Regions from separate parts of the Homo sapiens genome. Here region 2 is linked to region 1. A link is a loop called in an ENCODE intact Hi-C map of the cell type or tissue named here. Cell type or tissue: Panc1. All regions are shown on one strand. Links, peaks and the distances in the headings refer to the core of each region. The heading gives the core; the rest is flanking DNA. Region 1 has its middle 45 kb from the start of LINC02836. Region 2 has its middle 89 kb from the start of PREP.

Region 1 (12,825 bases), core at 2,235-10,234:
CCCATTTTTCATGTCTTTTTCCAGAAATCATCCCTTTATGAGACTGGAAACTCTTTTCTGCTATCTTTTGCCTATCAAAGAAGAGAAGATTAAGATTTTCTCCTGGGTAATATACAGCATTACAGAAAGTTTCTGAAGCTCTTTGAGTTTTTTGGAAAATAGCATTAAGAGAAGTTTATTTTCATTCATGTTTTCATTCATCTTTTCAAGATGCTAAAAGTAGGGCATTTGTTTCTCTACTTTGTACACAAAGGTCTCCTGTCTTTGTGTCTTTCCTCACTCATTTCCTTTTCTCTGTCTCCCCACCCCTCCCCACCCCCTCACCCGGCCCCAGCTGGCAACATCTTCTTATATCTTCTTTGTTCCCTTCCTAACTTCCACCTTGGTGTATTCTTCCATATGGCTTCATATGCTTCAAATAAAAGCCCATTGTCCATCTGACAAGTCACTTTTCTCCTGTCTTTTATATTCCTCCTCATGAGTCACATCCCTTGGAAGCCCATCTTCCTTTCAGAGTGTCTTTCTTTCTAAACCACTTCAGATCCTGAAATGATGAAGATAATCACAACAATGCCACATTTTCCTGACTTCTTTGTCACGTAAATGGTCTCAGAAAACTTCCTTTCCAAAATTTTCCATTCTTTTCCTTTTATGACGTCTTTTGAGGGACTGTTGTGATGAACAAAAGCACATTTATTTATAAAATACATGGACGAGTCAGAAGGAGCCTGTAATATATCAGAACACAGATGCAGTGAGAAAGACCCAGAATAAGCTTGCCCACTGCTGAGGGGAGAGAGACCCACTGCAGATTTCCACCTAACTGAAGACAGAGCAGATAGCAAAGCCACCAAGAGCACTACCTCTGGAATACACAGATCTGGGTTTGAGTCCCAGTTTCAACATTTTCTAGCATGTTAATCCTGCAAAGCCTCAGATTCCACTTCTATAAAATGGGAATCATAATATGACTCATGGCCTTGTTTGGAGGTTTAGTTCAGACAATATACGTGAAATGCCCAGCAAGGTGCCTGCTATACACACTGAATGTTCAATAAGTGGGAATTATGATTATTAGATGCAGAAAGAGCATCCAGGGGATAGGTAGAGGTTTAGGGAGGCAGACAGTGGCACACAACCCAACACAAAGTACTAGGCATGAGAAACAGAGGGAGGCGGTTCTCCACTCACCGGGAGGACAACCAAGTGGCCAGGAGGAATCCTGGGAACAGGCAGGTTACTGGGAGTGACTCAGGCATCCCTGGGTAGGGGCCAGGTCTTACAAGGCAGAAACCCATAAATCAAGAAGTTGAGATCTTGGCCAGATGAGTTTTAGGGATGCCTTAATACTGAGTTCTTTCTGAGTCAGGCCAGGTTTGGTTTCAAGACTAGGAAGGGCTGGTAGGTCTCAGTAGTCAGCTGTGTAGCCCCTTTTCTTATAAGTCTAACAGAACTATTTCTTTATTGCACATGGTAAACATGCAAACAGGAAATTATCCTAAAAGGAATCACTGAGAGATGGCAGTTCAAATTTTCTCCAAGGTAGTTGTGTTTGAAAAAGACTCTTTCCTCAGACCTAATGTTCTTAGGTATTAATATCCTGCTCTACCTAACAACATCCAGGACTTTCTTTCCTTTGTATCTTGTTTGCCTGAGCAACACTCTGCAAACCTTCCTTCTGGATCTGCCTGCTGGTTTTACCCCCCAGTCCAAGAGTTTAAGGCTGTTCCCTTACATTAGATTTAATTCAATTACTCTTTTTTTCTGATTCGGAAACATCAATATAAAAAACTAATATAATTTATGTCTCTTCAAGTGTAATTATTTCTATTAATGTGATGGAGAAGCAACATCTTTTTAAAATACACATATTTAGTATACCGAGTTTTCAAGAGCTTAGTTTTGGTGGCAAATAAATGAATACCAAGTCATAATGTATATTTTTTAAATTTGATATGTGTGTAGCTACATCAAAACAATATTTGATTAAACTATACTCTGGAATATAAACTGACTTGTGGTGAGTTAATATATTAATGAGGTGTTTTGAAGACTTCTTATGCCATATAGATGTTGTATTAGTTGATTCCTGATTGTCTTGAATTTTGCAACAGGCATCTAATCTGTTGGTGGTTGTTGTTGTTGTTTTATAGCCTCCAAAAAACCTCTTCTACCAGGCCCTTCCTGGACACATTGGTCACTCCATAAATACTGTGGATAGATTAGCAAAACTTGAACTGTATATCCATAATGATTCACTTTTTTATTTTGCATCAATTTACTGGCAAAATTTGAGGGATTATCAACTTGGCTTTTACAAATAACAGGGAATAGCCAAGTTGATAGGGGAAGTGCTGAAAAATCCATGAAACAGACCGGGACTAGGTAAGGGCAGAGAAGGAATGAGGGATTTTGCTGGCCCAAAAGGCTCAGGTGTTTCTCTACAACTGCATATGGGGCAGACAAGTTGTCCAGGCACTCAATAGCTGTCATCTACAGACTTAAGAGTAGAAAGTTTGTTTTCAGGAAGTGGCTAGTGGAATTTCCCAACTGCAGACAGATAATCTAGAAGGTGGGGCAACTGAAGAGTTGCTAATAGCCTCTGACTATGTTAGGGAGTGTCTATAAATCAGGCCATTCTTCAGAAGGGGGCATTGGGGGCGGGTCCTAAGTAGCATCTCAGGATTGCTGAGAGATTCACAAGGCTGGAGGGAGACTAGAGATACCTACAAAAGAAACTTTAGTTCTTAAAACCCACCACCCTTTCTCCCTTTCATGCTGGGATAAAGGGAGAAAGAAATGACCCAAAGACAAAAAGAATGCAATTCAAGAACAGGTTGATGGCATCTACAAAATGGAAAGAAGAGATAGCTTCTTCTAGCATCTCTTTATTCTAATCTTTTTTAATGCCTCCACTATTTATTTATTTATTTATTTTATTTTTTTTGAGACAGAGTCTCACTCTGTTGTCCAGGCTGGAGTGCAGTGGCACGATCTCAGCTCACCGTAACCTCCGCCTCCTGGGTTCAAGCGACTCTCCCGCCTCAACCTCCCAAGTAGCTGGGATTACAGGCATGTGCCCATGCTTGGCTAATTTTTGTATTTCTAGTAGAGACGGGGTTTCACCATGTTTGGCCAGGCTGGTCTTGAATTCCGCACCTCAGGTGATCTGCCTGCCTCAGCCTCCCAAAGTGCTGGGGTTACAGGCATAAGCCACCATGCCCGGCCTATGCCTCCTCTTCTTATGCTTGGAAGTGAAGGTGAGCACATTTTAAACCCTTGGTACACCTTATTTGTTGAACTTACTGCTGATGCTCCAGGGTTCCTGAATCCCCAACTTTCCCAGCACCAGCTGCTGAACTCTCCAGGGCTTCTGCGCACAAAGCCTGTTCCCAGGAAGTGGGAGAGCCCTCTCCTTGGAAGAGAAGCCTCCCAGTACTGGCCAGAGGGGAATTTTGAATACTGAAGTAGACAAAACCAAATGAATGACATGCTTTCTCAAAGAATGAAGAAAAATAAAATAGAAAATAAAAAAGTGTCTGTTCCTTTTCTCCTCTAAATGAAACTGTAATTAAACTATTTCTGGGATGTTGAGGTTTTATTCCACTGCTCTTTCCCCTATTCTGTACTCGTACAAGTCAAGGCGGTATGAAATTTACCCATAGAACAAGCTTCACAAAGTGAAAAGATGTGTTAGGATTCCACTACCGGATAAATTCCCCCTACAGGCCCTGAAATCTGCATACTTGCAGCCTAAATGACATTGGAATGGGAGATCTTTGAATATTGATTTCTAGCTCCTAAGGGTATCAGACCTTCCAAAAAATATCTCCCAGGTGAATCATCTTAGTGGACTTTTGCCCTTGACACTGAATTTTCTCCTGCTCCTTTCCCTCCCACAAATATAATCCCATCAAAGAGGGAATTGTTTTATTCCACAGAAGAGACCTAAAATAAATGAGACTTTCTTGGGAAACTCATTTGTGTAGATAGGCGGCCTCCTAGGAGGCTGACCCTTGCTTTCTTTGGCTCTCAGCCTCCTCTTGGCATTTTCAGGGCAGGTTCCTTGACTGTCCCTTTGACCCCAGTAAGGTCAGGCCAGCATATGTTTAAGAGACACGTGTCACTTCTCCCACTGAGTAGCCCAACATAATTCCTATTTCATGCTTTGCTCTGAGTTTACCTTATCTCATCTTTCCTCCTTCTGTTTTTTCTAATCCTACAAGCTTTATTCTTGATATCCCAGCTTTTCCATCTCTCTCTTCTAATCACCCCCAACCCATATTTCATACATCAGTAAATCCCTCCATATATTGGACTGGTGCAAAAGTAGTTGCTGGTTTTGTCGTTAAAAGTAATGGTGTATGTAATCCCAACTTCTCGGGAGGCTGAGGCAGGAGAATCGCTTGAACCTGGGAGGCGGAGGTTGTGCTGAGCCGAGATCGTGCCATTGCACTCCAGCCTGGGCAACAAGAGCAAAACTCCATCTCAAAAAATAAAAATAAATAAATATAAATAAAAAAAGTAATGGTGTAAAAGGTGTAATTCAGTAGCCACTGATAACAAACCACTTAAACCTTCTTCCCTCATTTTCCCCAGGAGACAACTGAATCAAAGAACCATCATGGGCTTTGCTTTACAGGAACCAGAAATCCCAAACCTACCTGCTTCAAAAATGTTAAAATGAGATTGAACCATATAAGGGTTCAAAAGGATCACTCTCTCTAGCTGAGACAATGATTTATTTTCTCCTCACTTATGAGATTATATCTACTTAAAAAAAAAACTTCCAGCCATCTCACCAGATGACTCACTAGTATATTATAAGATATATGAGAACCCCTATATCCTCAACATTCATCAAGGTTTGTACCATATAGAAAATCCTCAGTCTCCCAAGTTAAACCAAAGAGAGAGAAGTTTATTTTATCTGCATCTGTTCCTCTAATCTGTTCAACCAAGTTCATCCTTGAGCTATTATGTATACTGAGGAACTTTATTTTGTCTTCCATCTATTTAGCAATGCATTCTACCTCCCATGAACATAACATTTTTGCTTCCATTGTAACCCTTGATTGGAAACTTTCTATCCCCTGGAGAGAATGGAGAAATAATTGAGCCAATCTTGGCCAGTCTTATAAAAATTCACAGATGCTGCTTTGAATAGAATTGTTCATAATGGTTCAAAAGAGGCTTTCTGCTGTAACTTTCATCTCAACATATGAGGTGGGTGGTGGGGAGAGAGGAAATGGATCAGTGGCCAAAATCAAGGTTGATCCTGGCTCTAACCCAAGCCCCACCCACAAACACCATCTAAAGCAAGACCATTTGTCAGCACTTCATTCACAAGCATCATTATCAAAATTCCACAATTCGCTGGTGGTATCAAAGGTTTGTTTTAATGGAAATGATTTATATGGCATCTTCTCTGTGAAGAGTCAGGAAGGTCCATTTGGAATCTCGACTTTGAACACGGTGGTCTGAGGACAGTTACATGCTGTGGAGTCAAAAGCCTGCTGCAGACTGCGCTGAAATGGATGCTACAGATGTCACCCAGAACCCAGTGAAATGAAGAACTTCAACGAGCTAGGAAAGAAAGTGAAGAGGAACGTTTTCCTTCTGACATTTCTCTAACAACTGTGTCTAACCTGAAAATGTGGCTCCAATCCTTTTCAAAACTATTATTTTCTTTACAGCAAAGTTCTAAAAACTTGGTTTCTTTTGATTTCTCCCCCTGGCAGGAAAATGACACATTTGGGGCCAAGGCATGAAAGCGTGGCCTCTTGGGAGAAGGGGGAGGGCTATTGCTTTCGAGCCCGCAAACAGTTGCAGGTGCAAAAAATGTGCACACAAAAGGGGAGGTCTGGTAGGGGCCCCTTTTCAAATGTAACCTTTTAAGTTCAATACATCTCTTTGCTCTTCCTTTTGTGAGCTGCGTGCTTCCCTCCCACGCTCTAATGCACATCCCGGTCTTCAATGTGGCCTCCAGAAGGAATCTTCATGTTTGTTGTGAAGTTTTCCGTAATTACATAATCGTTGAAGTCTGTGAGTTCGTGTTGAGGTGGCTGAAAAATGCGAGCTTGAGGATTACAGTAACATAATTAGATCGCTTCCTGTAAGAACCCAGCGACTTTTCCCTGGGTCCGTCTTCGATTGGCTGCCCTCCGAGGCCTTCCTCCTCCCGAGTGAATCACAGCCCGCTCAGTGGGCATTTCTGCCGGCCAACCGCTCCAAGGTGTTTCGCGGCATCTGTTTGTGTTGTGGGTGAATTCTACAAACACACTCTGTTGATTTGATTATGAAGGAAGGAGCAACAAAGCCAGAGGGCTGTGGTTTCTTGAATGCCTTTGTGTCTATGTGGTGACAGAACCAGTGCTTAGTTTGTCTGGGCCACGGTACCTTGACTCATCCGGTGGTGTCTAGAAGCCTTGATTCCTTGCCTTGGGGTATAAGGGGAAAGAAGGAAAGAACACAGCTGAGTTTTAGGTTTTTAATAGAATTTGATATCTGACATGCATCACTTATGAATTTTTTCTAAGTCAGCTGGATAGTGAAGATTATATATTAAAAACAAACAAAACCAGAAATAGCTTTTTATTACCCACAGTATCATCCCCTTAGAATACACTTTCCCAGCACCCAGCGATCCTTAGAAATAATTATCCATGTGATCTCTAAACCCTTTCTTGCTCTCCTTTGTTCAGTTCTCTGGGTGTGTTTGCTGCTTAGTTTAATCCTGGCTCATGCACAGACCCTAGTTTTTTTTTTTTTTTTTTTTTTTTTAAGCATAGGTGAAGATGTGACAACAGCTGATTATCTTCTAAATAAAAGTGACTTCACCACATAGGAAAGCTTTGCACAGCTATCTTGTTATTTAGCTGGTTTCCATGAAACTTCTGTTGTCCGTCGATAGTCCAGGCCAAGGGAGTAGCTGTGAAATAAGAATGTCTTCAGGGTTATAGGAGGGAAATCTCCCCACTTTATTTGGTTTTGTAATAAAGAACAGGAATCTGAGATTCTATCATTGATGCCAGAATATAACATCTGATTTTTTTTTAAGTGAAAAGACAGGTGGGTCTCAAGTGAAAAGAGTATACATCTAGGCTGGGCGCAGTGGCTCATTCCTGTAATCCCAGCACTTTGGGAGGCTGAGGCGGGCAGATGGCTTGATCCCAGGAGTTGGAGACCGGCCTGGGCAACATAGCGAAACCCAGTCTACAAAAAACACAAAAATTAGCCAGACTTGGTGGCACACTTCTGTAGTCCCAGCTACTTGGGAGGTTGAGGTAGGAGAATCACCTGAACCTGGGAAGTCAAGGTTGCAGTGAGCTGAAATCATGCCACTGTACTCCAGCCTGTATGACAGAGCAAGCAGAGTGAGGCCCTGCCTCTCTCTCTTTCTCTCGCTCTCTCACAGCCACACACACACACACACACACACACACACACACACACACGTATACATCTAATTTGGGAGAGTGTCAGGACTGGTTCAATTGCCAGTTACTACATTTAGCAAGCACAGAACCCTTCTTTGGAGCAGAGAGTTGATCAGAGTTCGTGGATCCTCAAGTAAAAATGTCCTGGAAGTCCCTCTTCATTCTCCTGCTCTGAGAGACTCCTTTGCCCCGCTCTCTGGAATCCCTCATTGTTGGACATCAAACTGCCCATTTATTCTGTTGGGTTTGCTCCCACAGTTATTCTAGCTTCATAAATACTATGTGCATCAGGAAGTGATTTATCTTTTTCTCTGCTTCCAAAGAGTTTAAACAACATTACTCAATTTTTTTTCTTTTTTTTTGAGATGGACTGTTGCTCCATTGCCCAGGCTGGAGTGCAGTGGCGTGATCTTGGCTCACTGCAACCTCTGCCTCCCGGGTTCAAGCAATTCTCCTGCCTCAGTCTCCCAAGTAGCTGGGACTACAGGTGCGTGCCACCATGCCTGGCTAATTTTTTGTGTTTTTAGTAGAGACGGAGTTTCACCATGTTAGCTAGGATGGTCTCCATCTGCTGACCTCATGATCCGCCCGCGTTGGCCTCCCAAAGTGCTGAGATTACAGGTGTGAGCCACCGCGCCTGGCCTATTTTTAAGTATTTGAAGGACTCTCTTGGAAAGCTAACTGAGTTCTGTGACTTTTGGTGAGGTAGCTTTAATAACATATCTCCTTGCTTTTTGAAAACAACTCTTCTTGATTGTCTTTGCCAATTTCAGCTCCAGATAATAAAAATATTAATGATGTCTATTACATCTAAACTGTAGGTTTTCTAAATGGCCATAAGGTAGTATAAAGATTTGCTTCCTTGCTTTATAAATTGAAAGCTAATATCAAAAATTAGATTTGTTTGGCATTCTCAAATTTTAATGATCTCAAAATGATTTCAGTAGTTCTCCAATTAAATGTATGATAAAAGAAACAAAACCTTGACAAATTAAACAAGAGGTTCAGTTTTTTAAAGTAAAATGTATTACTATAAATATGCTTCTGATTAAAAGGAGACATACTCATGCTAATGCATAACGACTGGTGTGGTAATTGTCAATATAATAACAAGGGGTAAAAAAAAGATAGATTTAAATGTCATTGTCAACTGATGGCATTTGTAATATAATTTATGGACTAAATTAATGATTTGTCAATGTTCTCAGTGTCCACAATATATCCTTACTCCCAGAATAATCAGTGACTAAGTCTCCATCAAATTGAGTATGTATAAACCTCCATAGTAGAGTCACCTATTTTCTAATAGTGTTGTTTATATTGTATATTATAATACAACAAAAATTATTGTTATAAAAATTAATCAAAAGAATTTAATATTTTACCTGCTCTATAGTTATCTATGGCTGTGTAACAAATTACCCTAAAATTTACTAAGTTAAAACAGCAAACGTTTATTATCTCATAGTTTCTGCTGTTCAGGAATTTGGGCATGACTTAGCTGGGTGCCTCTGGCTCAGGGTCTCTCACGAGGCTGCAATAGAGGTGTTAGCTAGAGCTCAGCTGGGAGAGGATCCCATTCTGGGCTTAGCAGGAGTCAGCTCCTTGTGGGCTGTTGGACTGAAGGTCATAGGTACTTGCTGGCTATTGGCTGGAGATACCGTCTCCTTGCCAAGTGGGCTTCTCTATCAAGCAACTTAAAACATGGCAAGTGACTTCCATCAGAGTAGTCCAGCAAGAGACAGAGAGAGGACAAGCAAGAGGAAAGCCATGGGCTTCTTGTATCCTAATCTTGGAAGTGATATCCATCTCTTTCTTATATTTAACTAGTTAGAAGCAAGTCAGTAGATACACTCACATTCAAAGGGAGAGAACTGCACAAAGACATGAACACTAGGAAGTGGCTCATCATTAGGAGCCGTCTTAGATGCCAACTACACACTCAGTGTCCACAGGTGTTCCTGCTTCTTCCTATAATTATCCTGGCTCCAGCTATCATCAGAAATGGACTCTTCTAGAAGAAGCAGTACAAGGCCTCAGCTTTCTGCTGGTTCAAGATTCTAGGTGATTAGCAGACACTCCTGACCAATGGTTGTGGTGCTTCCCAAACCATTACCTTAATAATAAGCAGATATGGGACCAATTCTACGGACTCTGGCAAAGATATGCCATTCATGTCCAAATTAAATGAAAAGGCTACGTGACGCTAGCTATCGAATGTATTAGGGATCTGTCCTGGTATTAGCTACCTGCTGTATTAGTTATCTGTTGCTGTATAACAAGTTACACAAACTTGGTGGCTTAAAGCAAACGAACATTTATTTTCTCAGACGGAGTACTGTAGGTTAGAAATTTGGGAGTGGCTTAGCTAGACTGTTCTGGTTGGTGTCTCTCAGGAGGTTGCAGTTGAGATGTTGTCTCTCAGATGATGTTGCAGCTCATCTAAAGGTTGGACTGAGGCTTCAGGATCTGCTTTCATAGCAGCCACTTGCAGGACGAGCAAGTTAATGCTGGTTGTTGGCAGGAGGCTCGTCGCTACATGAGCCTCTTCCTGGGGCCATTTGAGTGTCCTCATCACATGGTAGCTGGCTTTCTCCAGTGAAGAGAAAGAAATTTCAATTGATTGTGGGGCACATGGAAAATGTTTCAAACTTCCATAATGATCCTGGTCTTACTGTTTTGGCCATGTTGCCAAAAATGTATGATTTCCAGAGTGTGACATTCTACTACTAGGTTCTGTCGTGCCAAATGATTCAACAAATGTTCATCCCCAACAAAAGGACAAGAGCCCCTGTGCTTGTGGAGGTCCATACACAGACAGTAAATAGGCGGACTAGTGGCTAATTAATACTTTGGCACAGCTTCAAGAGAACAAGTACAAATATGAGAAAGCAAACAAAAAGTCCTGGGAGATTTCATCCATGAGACAAACACAATAAATTAGTGCTAAACGGCTCGACAAAATATTTGGAGCTCATATTGGTAGTGAGACTTGGCTTCTAAGTAGCCTCAAGGAAGCGGAGACTCAAAGGCTCTCAGCTGTGGATATCAGCAAGTCCTGGTCCATAGCAGCAAGGGTTTCAGATGAATCTTGATGAGACCTCATTTAATAAAACCCTCTGTCCAGAGACCATCAGGAACACACCGGTAGTGTGGAGGGAAAAAAGTGAGACTGATTTAACCTGTTGCAGCAAGGGAAAATACAAAACAAAAGAACCAGGGAATTTGTTGGAAAAAAAAAAAAAAAAGTGGGAGGGGAGCTAAGAGTAGGCTACTGGTAGGGCCCGGGGGCTGGAATTAGTCTATAAGATGATCTTAGCATGGATTCTTCCAAACTTGCTGGAATAGTCGGTGGTCTCTTCTTTAGCCCTTTAGGGCCTTTGCAGAGTTACTGTTTCATCAACCTGACCATGATCCTATCTTGAAACACAGGGATTCAAACAAATAAGTATTACACAATTTTGACCTTAAATCATTTGTCTGCTTCAGTCATAATGTAGATGGTTTTGCAAGCTTTGGTCTCTGTTTCAAGTCTCATCCTCAAAGGATCGCTTTGTATTCCTTCATGTCTTATATACAGGTCTCTAACCAAGGTGTATGTGATGAAAACACCCCTTCTCTCCACAAATGCTGTCTGATTTTACTAACAAGACTCAATCCCAAGCTTGATGGAAAAGGAATGGCTCAAAACTGGATCAATTCTATCATTGCCTTTGCACATAGTGTTTTCTCTCATCATAATTCCACTGCAAAATTCCACTCTTTCTTTAAAACCCAGCTCAAAACTACAACCTTTAAAATGCATTTTCCAATGTCTTACCCTCTTCTCTTCCACATCATCACCCTCGTCATCATCACCCTCTCTGCCTGTAGGGTAAAACTGTGCTTCCTCTTCGTGTTTCTAGACTCACTAGAGTGCTTGGTATATAGCACATACTTAGTAAATATTTTTGAATTGCAGTGGGAGTATCTAATTAATTTGGCAGTAGGTATTGTTAAAATACTTTAATATTCCTGTGATTTCAGCTCTTTATAATTCTCCTCTCTGAATTTCTGTTGCAAAGTTTGGCATTGTTTTCTTTTTTTTTTTTTTTTTTTTTTTTGAGACGAAGTCTCGCTCTGTTGCCCAGGCTGGAGTGCAGTGGCGGGATCTCGAGTTTGGCATTGTTTTCTGACAGTTTCATAGATGTTTATTTTTTTTTATCCCAACTATTAATAGATTATGAGCTCCTAGAAACAGACACAATTTTTTTTATTTTTTCGCACCCTCCACCCCATTCCCATGGCCCCTCAGATTTAAGACAGTTCTCATACTTCCTAAATGTTTGTGAGATTTGATTATCTTTTGAGATATTGACTTATATTGTCTCTGGCATTATCCTCACCCCTCATTTTCTTCCATTCAAGAAAGCAGCTAGCTCCAAACTTGATGGGCTCAGGGAAGGGTTGGGGCCAGGTGTAAGGCAGCAGTAGAGCACCAGTGGTTGTGGTTTTATTCTCTAAAGGCCTAAACACTTAGGTGAATGGAGTAAGTTTGGTAGGTACATGAATGGGATTCCTAAATATAGACGGAGCAACTGGAGAGGTGGGGAGAGCAAGTGATGGCCAGGCCTCCATTTCACTGCCTCCAGCTAAGAGAGATGGGGTGAGAAATGCAGGGAGAAAACAAAAAGAGGTCTGCAGGTCCAGGAGTAGTGTGGACCCAGGTCATGCATGCAAGGCAGCAATTCCGAGGATGTGGCAAACCCTCCAAGAAAAATGGCTACAAGATTCATCTAGCCACACTGGCCAGCAGTGGTCTTACAAAAAGCCCCTGTCCTCATGGCATTGTCTTAAATTTCTAAGCAATGTCCACTGCATTCTTGAGTATTAAAAGGATTGGGGTGAAGATACTAGAAGGATTGAGAATAATAGAGTTTGGAATCTGAAATTAAAGTCTTGTAACCCGAGGTGTTCATGCTTACCTGAATATGTGGGGTTTTATTTCTCCCACATTTGTTTAATTGATTAATCTGTCAGTTATGTAAACTTGAAAAAATAATTGTCTAACACATCTAACAAGGGGGAAAAAAGCTCAGGTCTCATTACATTAAAAGGGAATACATTGCATAATACTGGATCCCAGCTCTGTTACTAATTAGTTGTATAACTTTGAGAAAATTATTTCACTGTTTTTTGTCCCAGATGTATCAAATATTTTTAAAATAGATAAAATAATGTTAATATTATCTACCTTGTTGGGTTGATGTGAAGATAAATTGAGCTAATATCTATAAAGTACTTTGCAATGGTAGCTATCATATATTAACAGCATAAGCCTTTTTTGAGACTGAAGAACCTTAACATTCATGTTGACTAATTAGTATTGATCATATATTATAGTTTT
Region 2 (12,825 bases), core at 3,002-11,001, 96 kb after region 1:
GAGGCAGGCGGATCACAAGGTCAAGAGATTGAGACCATCCTGGCCAACATAGTGAAACTCCATCTCTACTAAAAATACAAAAATTAGCCAGGCGTGGTGGCAGGCGCCTGTAGTCCCAGCTACTCAGGAGGTTGAGGCAGGAGAATCGCTTGAACCTGGGGGGCGGAGGTTGCAGTGAGCCTAGATCACTCCACTGCACTCCAGCCTGGAGACAGAGCGAGACTCCAACTCAAAAAAAAAAAAAAAATTTGTCAAAACATGTCATTAATTGTTTTCATGATTACTTCTTATCATTATTGATACTTAGTCTCAAAACCTAAATCCAGATATTTTTCCAATGTGAACACAAAAATGAGCATCAAGACTTAGTGTTTAGATAGCCACTGTACTAGTAGTTTCAATTGTTTTTTCTTTCAAATCCAACTAGTCACAGGTATATTTTAATAGTTATATTTTTCTTTTTAATTATTATAAGTATACAAAAAACAGATCAATAATAAGCACTGCTGTATACACCCAGCTTCATTAAATCTTAATCTTTTGCCCTATTTCTTTCAAATCTTTCTTTAAGGAAAAAAAGACATTCATATTTAGTTGAAACTCCGTATATATCCCACTCCTAATTCCACTCTCCTTCCTCCATCCCTTTTAGAGTTAACCACTATTCTGAATTTGGTGTTTTTCATGCCGGTCCTTACATTTTTATATTATCTGTTTATATCCATAGCTATATATTGTATGATTTTAACTTTATTTTTTATCATACTATATTATGATTATGCAATTTGCTTTTTCCCTAAACATTATGCTTTTGAGACTTATCCATATGAAGCTTTGTAGATGTAGCTCATTTATTTTCATGTTTGTATTTGAATACACAATCTATCCTTTCTCCTGCTCAGAGACACTTGGGTTGCTTCAGATTTTTTACCACAAAGCTTCCATGAATATTCTTGAAAAAGCCTCTGTGCATATGTGCTACAGTTTCTCTAGGGGTAGAATTGCAGGATCATACAATATGTGCATCTTTTCCTTTTCTCACTATCGTTGAATTGCACTTCCAAGAGGCTGTACTGATGTATATACCCGTAAGAAGTATATGAGAATTTCTGTTTCTCCACACCTTTGACAACACTTGCTATTGCAGGTGCACATTTGAAAAAAGTATTATCACTGTCTCTACTCTCAAAATGCCTGAAATACTACTAAATATATACTACTCAATAAATTAAAAATGTATAATTGCTTCCTTATTGAAAATATTGTACATTATCACTGATGCCATAAAAGAATCTCAAATGCCTACAAGCCTTCTCACTAGGGAAAAGTTACCCAACAGGCAAAGACTCTTTCTCTTCCTGAGAGCTTTCAAGGTGTTCATCCAAGCCATGATCAAGTTTTAGAGCTAGAAAACATTTTAGAAATCATTCTATCCAGCAGTATCATTTAAACTAAAAAATCGGAAGAGTTACGCCCAAAGTCACTCAACTATGACAATGATCATAATATTATCATTAATTTAGAACCTATTATGTGCCAAGTACCTTTCTAGATGCTTCATAATTTTTTTTTTACAGATTGGCCTCAAACTCCTGGGCTCATGAGATCCTCCTGCTTCGGCCTCTGGAGTAGCTCAGACTAGAGGAGCATGTCATCATGGCCAACTGCTTCACATATATTTTTAATCCTCATGACAATAGCCAAGTAGCTCCACAAATAGTTTATTCTCCAAAACACATTTCCATGGCTACTGAGAACGAGCCACCATGCTATTAATCTGGTGGAACAAAATTGTACCAGAGACAGCTCCTATTTTCAGAGGCATAAAATCTGGAAAGGAAAGTGACACCAAAGCATAAATGAGCATGTGAGGAAAGCTGGGTGATGGCTCAGACCAAGCCAGGCTACTGCCTTAGATCTTTCTCCAGCTATGATCATTTGGGAAAATGTCCTAAAGAAACTTATATGGGAATTAGGCTTTAGAGACCAGGGAGAACTTGGATGGGCACCATCTTACCTTGGACGTGTTATCTGGGCAATGCCCACTTAATGACCATGAGAAAGACAGTGATGGGAATCCAAGACCCTGCCATCAAAATGGGGCACGTCCAGGGGGAACGAGGAAGGACAAATCAAGCCAAAAGGAACTAGGAGCACGTAAGCCAGACAAACAGTGCAGAAGATCTGCAGAGCCAGGCAGCTGGCAACTGGGGAAAATCCAACAAAACTACTTCTCAGGAACACAGCAACAAGGTCTCCCCTGCTCTGGCCCCTGCTGCCCTACTTTCTTTACTACTCTCCCCTCCTTTGCCCTGATCTGCTGGCCTCTCCTTGGTCTCTGGTGATTACAGTAGGATCTTTCACCTGCAGTTTCCTCTGCTTGGGACACTACTCAGCTTTACACATGGCTGGCTGGCTCCTTCTCGTCGTTCCAATCTCAGTTGAGATGTTATTCCTAAGCGCCCCATCTAAACCAGCTTCTGCCAGTCCCTGCCTCCATCTCAGTAGCCCGTTTGACTCTCCTCATAGTCTTTCTCACTCCCCAAAATTACTTTGCTTCTTTATTTAACCACTTACCCCAATGAGAGAGTGAGCATCATGAGAATGGGGAATAGTTCTTGCCATGTGTTATGTGGTCAGGCCCTGGCATACAGGAAGGCTCCAGTAAACATTTATTGTTGGTGAATGAATGAACCATAATATTCCAGTTTTCAATGAGGCAGGTAGGCTGTTAGAATCTGCAAAAGTGTTTTGGGACCTTGGGGTCTCAGTCATAGGGGTGGAGTTTAAGGGAAGGATTATATGAAGGGGATGCTGAGTTCAACGTGTGAGGTAAGGGGTCCCTAAGAGGGACGCAGAAAACAGAAATGAGGCACAGGCTCAGGTACCAGAACTGAGGGTGAAGATGGGCCTCAGAACCAAAGCAAGAGCTGAGGGGGGTGAACAGGCTAAATTGTCACAAAGGGACTTTCTCTACCACAAAGTGTCAGGCTATATACTATTTAAATCCCTCCTGCCCCAGATCCGGGCAAGACCTGACCACAGCAGTGAAGTGAGTAAGGGACATGCGTATCTCCTGATCTGGCCCCGTGGTGGAGGCAAACAACTCCACGGTGGTGGAAAGCAGAAATATTTGTGTAGAGAAGTGTGAAGATGAGCTATTCCCAGCAGAAAGGACAGCAAGGGCAAGGCAGGGAGGTGAGAGAATCACTGTGTTGGGAAACAGAATAAACAGAATGTATTGGGTGCAAGGCTGAGCACCTGCTGATGAAGAGCAAGGGAAAAGGGAAAGTGAGGCCAAATGGTGGAGGAACTTGATTTCCAAACCAAGATTTTGCCATTAAATTGAGGAAATAGAGAATCTTTGAATATTACTTTACTGCTTTGGTTGGCTTTAACCAGGGAAGTTATGTAGTCATTTTGGACACTTTAGCAAGCTTCCTTAAGGCAGGAGTCTTGTCTGTTTATTCAGTGATGTGTCTCCAACTTAGTGCCTGGCACACAAAAGAGCACAGGAAAAAAAACAAAAACAAAACAAAACAAAAACACTGTCAAAGGCATTGAATTTCAACTTTAATCTGGTGGCTATATTCAGGACAGCAAGCCTAAAGGTGGGCCAACTCATGGGAAATTTATTCCAAAATATGGTTTTAGAAATTTGATTTGTTGCAGCAGGAATCGGAAAGAACAGATTTGGCAAAGGGAATCAGCAGGACTTAATGACTAACTGCATGTTTGCTTGGGGCAGGGGTTGAGGCAGGAAACAGTGCGGGAAAGAGGGGAGTAAAAACTGATCCTGAGCTAGTTTAGAGTGTGGGTGACTGAATGACACCACTATGGAGACAGAGAAGTTGGAATGCAGAGCTGTTGAAGTGGGACTGGGAAGCTCAGTGTAGGTATTTGAGATGCGTGAAGGCTTAAGCAAGTAGGGATATTTAGAAGGCAGTCGAAATGAGACTGGAGTTCTGTAGAGGCCTAAAGGAAGGATGTATATTTGCATGTAAGTACTTCGATCATTTTCAGAGACAGATTGGGAATAAAACTAAATAGAATTGAGAATATCAACCGCATAGCTAGGATGCAGTGAAACCTAACTTACCTGGCCTGCCTCGTATTCAACAGTAGAATACTAGGTTCCATTTCTAAAATCGAACATGCTGAGTGGCTTCGCACCAAAACTCAATTCCTACTAGGCCTTCAGGACCTAATGTCCTTGAAGCTAGGCCACTCACTTTTTTTAGGAGGTGGTATTGCCAAGTAGTTAAGAGTATGGCAATAGAGTTAGAATACCGGGGTTCAAATCCTGACTCTGTCACTCACTAGCCAGATGACTTTAAACCAGTTACTTAACCTCCCTCTTTCTGTCTCTGTAAAATAGAAGTAATAGTCGTACCTACCCCTAGCAGACTGTTGTGAAGACCAAATGAATCAATGTATATAAAGCATGTAGCATAGTACTTGGTAATAGCCAATGCTCAACAATGGTCCTTGAAGCTTTGTACTGAGGACTGGAATATGTGCTCTTATTTTCATTTATGAATAGAGCGTGCTTTCCCTGAAAATCCCTGGGATATTGTAGAATATTTTCAGCAAAATAGAAAAAAAAAAACCATCAATGTTCATTCTACCAAAAGAGGTCACCTCCTTAGATTTAGATTAAAAAATATACCACTTAGGCATGCTGCCACTATAGTGAGTCTAGCAACTCAGGTGCACTAAATTCTCACAATTGAAAAAGCTCTGGGATAATTTCAGTGCTATTGTTTTGGAGACTTCCTTTTACCCTGCTTTGAATTTGTCACCGTTCCAATTTTAGACAGTAAATTATAAGTCTTTAAAAAGAGAGTTCCATTCAATCTTGAGAAAAGGGAAAATGAACCCCTGAACTGGATGTCAATTACCAGTCCCTGACTTGGGCAACGTCTGAACTCTTCAGGTTGGTAAATTCAACCATGGGGTGTTGTGTTTTTTTGTTTTGCTTTGTTTTGTTTTGTTGGCTTCTTTGTTTCATTTGCAAATTTTTTTTTTTTTAACAAGAAAGTTTGTTTCAAAAGAGCCTTTCTGTTGTATTCATAGTTGTCAGACCATGGCAAGCAGTGAGGCAGTGGAATTTATTTGAATTGCCACTCTTCCTTACTTTTTAAAAAATGCTCCCTTACAATAGTAACTCTTACAAGGATAATCTACCAGCAAACATCAGTAGGCCAGACATACTGGCAGTCCCCAGTCAATCTGTAACTGAAAACTAAAAGTATAGCAGGAAATCCTAATAATGAAACTTGCAGGATTAGAGAGCTGATGAAGCAGAAAACAAAAAGTAGGTGATAACTGCTTAGTACAGCCTTGCTGGGTGTCAGGACTTTAAGGATTTTCTTAACATGTGGGTGGATCTTCATCTATTTTTGACTTCACTTTAGCCATCCAAAACAAGTCTTGGCTCTGGGTTATTTTCCATCCTCTTCCAAGATAACCCCACACAGCTATAATCAACAGAGCTATTCCAACAAGCTTTTTTTTTTTTTTTCTCAGTAGTCTTTCCCAAAGTAATAGAGAGTTCAGGTTATCATATCTTAATGTCATGTGGTACTAAATCACACACTCCAAGGAGAGATAACAAGACTGCCCAAGGAGGGTGGGTGTGGTGGGTAGGGACTTTGTCCCAGCCAATGTTCCTTTCTCTCTAGGGGGCTAAATATGTCCAGCTTATGTATGGCAAGAGGTATCAGAGCTGGATGGGGTCAGGCAAAGAAAATAAAGAAGACAGCTCTGCCAATGGCTTAAAAATGCCTAGGCTCATCTTGGTTCCATAGTTGGAAATGGGATGATTTCATCTTGTTTTCCCAGTGAATCACAAAGTGGCCTTGAGGGATCACATGCTCCTAGCTTGCTTTCCTTGGAAATAGAGACCTTTGCATTCATCTGTCAAGTGCAGAATGTGGGGATTTGTCAGGAAAGCCAAATCTTCATGTTGGTCATACCAACTGTTTTCCAGTATTCTACAAGGGGTCTTAGGACCTCACTGTCCCCCACCCGGACAGGGTCATGTATCCTAGACCTTGCATTCAGCCACACACAGGTTCTGGTTGCAGAATAAACTAAAATGTAGACTGGATCAAGACCTATAGGACATACTTCCTGGCTTTGCTAACTTTGTTGGCCTTCATCTCACCTCATATTACCATAGTCCACATGCCTGGAGATCCTACAGATCTCTTACTGATGAAAACTATACAGAAACCATGGCTTCAGCCAGTAATTCCCCTAATCCTCCTTTGGCAGTCTCAGAGGGCAGAGGACACATCTACGGTATCTTCCCAAAGGCCAGTGAAAAAACAGTTGATCAGTTGGTAAGACTCAAGCCCTAGTGGAGACACTACAGGCACCAAGTACAAAAATAATCCCTTTATAAGAACTCAAAACCATTTATGTACAATTGGAATCCACTCTTACCCACTCACCCACCTATCTACACTGTTGAAGTCATTAAAGTGTGGCAATTATTAAAGGAATATATTTGTTTATAGAATTGGAAAGTGCTATGGTTTTATATTTTATTCAACGTACAATGGCTTTGTGGCTATGAATTAAGACAGTATGTAAGAAAACAGCAAGAAAACACAAATAAGGGCCTAGAAAATGTGTCCCTTTGCAGCATCTCAACATCACCAGCTCCCAGAGAAAAACAAGTGTACCTTTTGTGCGGGAGGAAAAATGTTTTAGTAGTGGTTATGAAGGTGATGCTTTCTGCCAGAACTCAGACTGTTCTTGAGTGCTCACCATCTCAGCCTACTCAGGCTTCTAAAGAGGTATAAGACAAAACCAGCACATGTACACCAAAATCCATCTGATCTTCAGCATCCCCAGCCTCTAGGTTGCTGGGGCTGTCATGGAGCCAACCTAGGTTTCCTTTCTGTAATAAACTGGGTCACCACTGGAGATAAGACCAAAGAACCAGTGGGTGAGGCTTGAAGCACCCCAAGCTGCCTAACCATCCCTTCAAATAGATGAGCCTCTTGGCCTTGTTTTTAAGAACTAGAGAAATCTGAGGGTCCTGCAGAAATTTTTTTACATTCAGATAGGAAGGGAAAAGCCTCTCAGGTAAACTGCCTGCCTCAGATCTTCTCTTGAAATGAAGACCTGGAAATAAAAATGTCCAGTGGTATAGGAAATATATCAGGAAAAAAAAAAAAAAAAAAAAATATATATATATATATATATATATACACACACACACACAGTAACTGCACATACAAAATACAATGTGTTGTATCCTGTCAAATTGACATCTTTGTTCATGTTCTTTAAACAATTTTTAAGTTTTCTGTTAACATTGTCCTAAAGCTGGTGTTTTCCTTCTCATCTCACATGTTGGTTTGTTTGTGGAGGCGCTTTCCCCACCTTAGAATGTATATTTAGCCAGGCACGATGGCTTATCCATGTAATTCCAGTATTTGGGGAGACCAAGATGGGAGGATTGCTTGAGCCCAGGAGTTTGAGACCAGCCTGGAAAACAAAGTGAAATCTCACATCTACAAAAAATCAAAAAATTAGTTGGGCACAGTGGCATGTGGCTGTTGTCCCATCTACGTGGGAGGCTGAGGCAGGAGGATCACTTGAACCCAGAAGGTTGAGGCTGCCATGAGAAGTGTTCACACCACTCACTGTACTCCAGCCTGAGGTACGGAGCAAGAACCTGTCTCAAAAATAAAATAAATAAATAAAATTTTAAAAAAGAAGGTATATTTTGCATTGGACCTCATGTCATTACTCATTTTCTATCTTTCTCTAGACCTTGGTGAGGACATTCTGTGATTTCGGAATATGTGCTTCACATAACACGTCATCTTATTTCATAAGTGCTTATCGTAGAAGACAGTTGAAAGCATAAAGAACAGAGTTCTTCAAATCCTCAAATGTTTAAACCTCAGTTTCTTCTATAACACCCAGGCCCACAGTACCGTGTCTGAAACCAACAGGGGGAAAAACAAAAATGTTATTCCTTGGATGTCCCTAAATGTGCCAGGGTTCATTTAGACCATCCTTTTGCACACATGTCCTCTAAATACATCTTAATGTGTGTTTATGTTAAGGTAAAAATATGGCCATTTGTTCAGCTTTACTTTGAAGGAGATCATAGAAGAAGTCTTTTTTTTTTTTTTTTTTTGAGACAGATTCTCCCTCTGTTGCCCAGGCTGGAGTGCAGTGGTGTGATCTCGGCTCACTGCAACCTCTGCCTCCCAGGTTCAAGCAGTTCTCCTGCCTCAGCCTCCCAAGTAGCTGAGATTACAGGAACCTGCCACAATGCCTGGCTAATTTTTGTATTTTTAGTAGGGACAGGTTTCACCATGCTGACCAGGCTGACCTCAAACTCCTGGCCTCGAGTGATCCACCCGCCTCGGCCTCCCAAAGTGCTGGGATTACAGGCACGAGCCACTGCACCCGGTCAGAAGAAGCCTATTTTGGCCTTCTAAAAAGAAGGCACTCACACAGTCACTTCAGTGAGTGAATGAAAACTATGAAAGGACATTTCAGAATAGTTTAATTATTGTCTTGATTCTTAACTCAGTGATTTTAGTACATGGTTCAGAAAAGGCTCTTGGTCACTCATCAGTCGATACAGTAGCAGCAGTGGGACCTTGACAGTGATAAGCCATGTCTCTCTGAATGTACACATCTACATAGGTATACACAGGGATATAAATAAACATATATGCCTGAATTGACCCATATCCACCCTCAATATCATGTGATTTCAAGAACACTTTGAAGACATTTTACTTCCTCAAGGATCTCCCCAGTAGCATAAGTTCCACAATCAGAGACTCATTCCTTTACCTTAAAGTTTCTTCTGTTATATTACAAATAACCCTGGGATAGTGCTAACATTGAGAACTGTGCCCCAGTGCAAGCAAAGTTATTGGATCCTCTGCTGAGAGCTGTGTTTGGTTTCCAGGAAAGCAGAAAGGACAGATGATACTGACTGCCCAGGGGACCCCAAGATGGGAGAAAGGAGACCAAGAAGAGAGGATAGGTTTGCTCCAAGACAATTCTCACAATTGTCCCTAGGGCCAGAATGGAAGACATGTTTCAAAGCAGAGATGACTTAGCTAGTGAAGTCAAAAGAGGCCTTTAATCTCAGGAACAAGAGAGAATGAAAAAAGAAATAGAAATGTCAATAAACAAGAGAGGTACACCTCTCTCTCAATGACCCTACGCCCTCTCCCTCAAAAGGCCTCTGCGTTTCTCTGACTTCTTGTTTGTGGGCCCCAAACAAGATCTAGTTGCTTTTTATACATTCAGATTGGCCATAGACCAAGGCCTGCATTTCCCTTGTTAAGAAAAGGAATTAAGCCCCAGATTGCAAAACATTTACAAACAAATGAGCTTGGAGTAAACTTTCAAAACTAGCCTTAGACAAAAGTGACAATTATAGATGGTCAAGATGGTGAAAGTGAAACCAAACAGGACAGAGAGAATAACAGGGTAGAATAGAACCCCCAGCCCCAGGTCCAAGAAGCCTGGACACTAAAGATGAAACATTTCTGATCCATTATTGGATCTGGCTGATGTTTCACTGTCTGAATGACAGGTCTCATCAGCAGGGTTTATGTGAAAGGAGATGATTTCAATTCCTCCTTTTATGGCACAAGGACTTTGGCAAGGTCACTTGACATGTCACGTGTGCGCCTCTCAGAATCTTCTCCAAGCATTTGTGAGAGACAGAACAGCAGATTTTAAATGTAAAGATTGGGCAAACTGTGCTGTGTCCAGGAAAATGCTGCCACGGTGGGCTTATTGTTGTCATTATGACCATTATTTTTCCGCCAACATCTTTCATTGCCTCTCGGTGTTTTTGTGAAACAAAAGAACCCAGCTGAGACTTCCACAAAGAAGAATGCAGGGAAAGGGGAAAGGGGAGAGAATACCTTGAGCAAGAATAGCTTGGAAGGAGCCAAAAGTGGAAAAGGAAGTCTAATTCTGTCCTAGTCCAGGGGGAAAAAAGTTTTTTGAGAAATGTAAACAAATCAGGAAATCCTGGCACTTACTCCAGTTCCGATCTGGGGAGACACACAGGTCCTTTCCCGAGGAGGGAGCTGCTGTTTGTGAATGAAATCCAGATAAAATTATTCATCGAGCCCTGCCAGCCCCACAGTTTCCAGCTTTCTTTTTGCCTATGGCATAGCTCAAATCTTAAAATAATAATAATAAAAAAACATATGCATGTTATTAATTCTCCATATTCAAATGGAAATTCAATGCTATCATAAATCTCTCTTTTCTAATGTAAATTCCATTCTTCAGCATGAAGCTACGGGAAAGCCATTGTATCTGAGTAATCTAAACTTGAAAGAGAATTTTTGTTAAACTAGTTATGATAGGAGAAACATGTTTTTCACCGAGTCGAAAGATTAAAGTTGGTTGTAAAAAGGGGTGGGGGACTGAAGGAGAATTATTGGTTGCTCAACTAATGATTAGATACAGAACTTCAAGGACAAATTAAGAGGCACAAAAGAAAGAGTCATGCAGATAAGTGAAAACAGTTTCAATGATATTAAATAAAAGATGCATTGTTTATGTTAGGTTGTAATCTCTATTCCCATATTCATCTAAACAACCCCCACCACCCCATTAGCTACCCCAGGTAAATTCCTAACTCCACTGCACAATGCATCTGCAGACTGGAGTAGTATCTACCGTTCCCTTTCTCACTGCCAGACCATCCTCCCTATCTCTAGTTTCACTATGTCTAAGCCCCTCTTCCTTTCCTTTTTTTTTTTGAAACAGAGTTTCACGCTTGTTACCCAGGCTGGAGTGCAGTGGCGTGATCTTGGCTCACTGCAACCTCCGCCTCCCAGGTTCAAGTGATTCTCCTGCCTCAGCCTCCTGAGTAGCTGGGATTAAAGGCATGCACCACCACGCCCAGCTAACTTCTGCATTTTTAGTAGAGATGGGATTTCACTATGTTGTCCAGGCTGGTCTCGAACTCCTGATCTCAGGTGATCTGCCCATCTCAGCCTCCCAAAGTGCAGAGATTACAGGTGTGGGCCACCACACCCGGCCTCTAATCCCCTCTTTTAATGAGGCCTTGCTCCAAAAGAATGTAGACAGGAGGTCTAAAAAAAAAAGAGCTGAGGTAGCCTTTTTTTGTTGTTTTGAAAATATGTTGTGAATCCTTTGGTTTATTTCAAACGATTTTCACCCAATACCGTATATCATCCCTCATCTCAAATCGACTCCACTAATTTCTTTTGATTTATCACTCTTGTCCAGCCTACCAACCCTCTTTCCCGCTCATGCCCACTGTTAAATTAAGTGTAGCCTAAAGCCACCTCCTTACATATTTTAAATTCAGCCCAAAGCTTTCTCTATATAGTGAACTATAACCTAAGTGGATGTGTAAACAGACCGTAACCTACTCTAGTGACAATCACCAAGTTTCAGCCAATCAAGGGTGGCCAACTATTCAAACCATGTTCAAATAAGGCTCACTCCAAGCTGTAACCAATAAGGCTGTTTCTGTTCCTCACTTCTGTTTTCTGCACATCACTTTCTTTTTCCTGTTCATAAATCTTCTTCCACCACATGGTTGCACTGGAGTCTCTGAGCCTCTTCTGATTTGGGAGGCTGCCCGATTCACATACCGCTCTTTGCTCAATTAAACTCTGTTAAATTTAATTTGTCCAAGTTTTATCTTTTAACATCACAAACCTACCCCAGGTCTCTCCTTTGAAAAATTATTATTTTGAATGTAGAGTTGGTCTGGGCGTGTAGCAACAAGAATGTGTCTGTGCATTACAGAGATACAGGGAGCAAATTTAAAGGGCTTCCTCAAGCTCTGATATCAATAGAGGCTCAGGTAAGAGACAAGTTTCCCTTGGAGGGAGGAGATGGGGTGCTGGGAAGGACTGAGGTCCAGGATATACCTCCCCTTCAAGGGGCCTGGGCCTAGGCCCTCACTGCCTATGTTTGCATGGAAACCTCCAGAGCGGAGCAGGGTCGGGGCTTCAATCCTCAAGACAAAAACTTTCTCAGCTGACTTTTAGAACAGAGGGCAAAGATATACAGATAAAATATATCCCTCTGTATCAATGCAAAGCATTATCTCTGTCCCAGAAGAGTATTTGCGGTAAAAAGAAACACTGAAATCAGAATAGAAATAGTCATAGCAGGAGTCAGGTGCGGTGGCTCATGCCTGTAGTCCCAGCACTTTGGGAGGTTGAGACAAGAGGATCACTTGAGGCCAGGAGTTCAAGACCAGCCTGGGCAGCACAGCATGACCCTGTCCCTACAAAACAATTAAATATTTGTTTAAATAAAAATTTTAAAAAATATTAACAGAAGGACGGAACTTGACTCGTGCAGGTATACAACTAAGGGTTTGGCTACACATGCACAGGCCTGCTGTCAATGTGTTATTAACATTTAGAGCTGAAATAATACAACTTAGAATCATCTTAATGAAAATACCAGAGCCAACCTCTGCAGCTGCTTATAACATAGTCACCTTGCCTCAGGACCAATTTCTCCCCTGAACTCTTATTAATCTTCAACATTCAAGATAGAAGATTTAATGTTCTCTCTGGATTGTTCAGAGATTTATGACACCTATAGAAATGTTCATAAAATTTGAGGCTATGCAAGCCTTTTGGCATCTGTCTCATTGTTATCGGAACCATAAAAGTCATCACCATCTTGTCCACAGCCAGTCTTTTCTTCCTAGATAATCCGGGGAAAAATAAAGTTGCCTCTGAGTCTCTGAGTATCTGCTTGAAGCAGGCTCTGTTGTCAGGTGTGTGTGTGTATGTGTGTGTGTGTGTGTTGAAG

The links. A loop is a pair of places that touch in the nucleus more often than their neighbours do. Peaks named below come from ENCODE experiments on the same cell type or tissue, not always from the same donor. Only the 100,000 strongest peaks of a DNase experiment are listed, where the experiment ranks them.
Region 2: it touches region 1 in a loop (3-fold over the local background); 3 of 110 quality-filtered maps call a loop at or near these places.

The regions. Positions count from the first base shown.
Region 1 is chr6:105,580,974-105,593,798 of GRCh38, reverse strand. No RefSeq gene overlaps it. Among named protein-coding and RNA genes, the nearest start is that of LINC02836, 45 kb to the left of the region's middle. RefSeq lists an enhancer at 2,704-2,753. In Panc1, for the core only: no CTCF peak of the experiment used is centred there; a DNase peak (open chromatin) is centred at 6,158; H3K4me3 peaks cover 664 bases; H3K27ac peaks cover 3,978 bases.
Region 2 is chr6:105,485,912-105,498,736 of GRCh38, reverse strand. No RefSeq gene overlaps it. Among named protein-coding and RNA genes, the nearest start is that of PREP, 89 kb to the right of the region's middle. RefSeq lists an enhancer at 3,092-3,161. In Panc1, for the core only: no CTCF peak of the experiment used is centred there; no DNase peak of the experiment used is centred there; H3K27ac peaks cover 2,012 bases.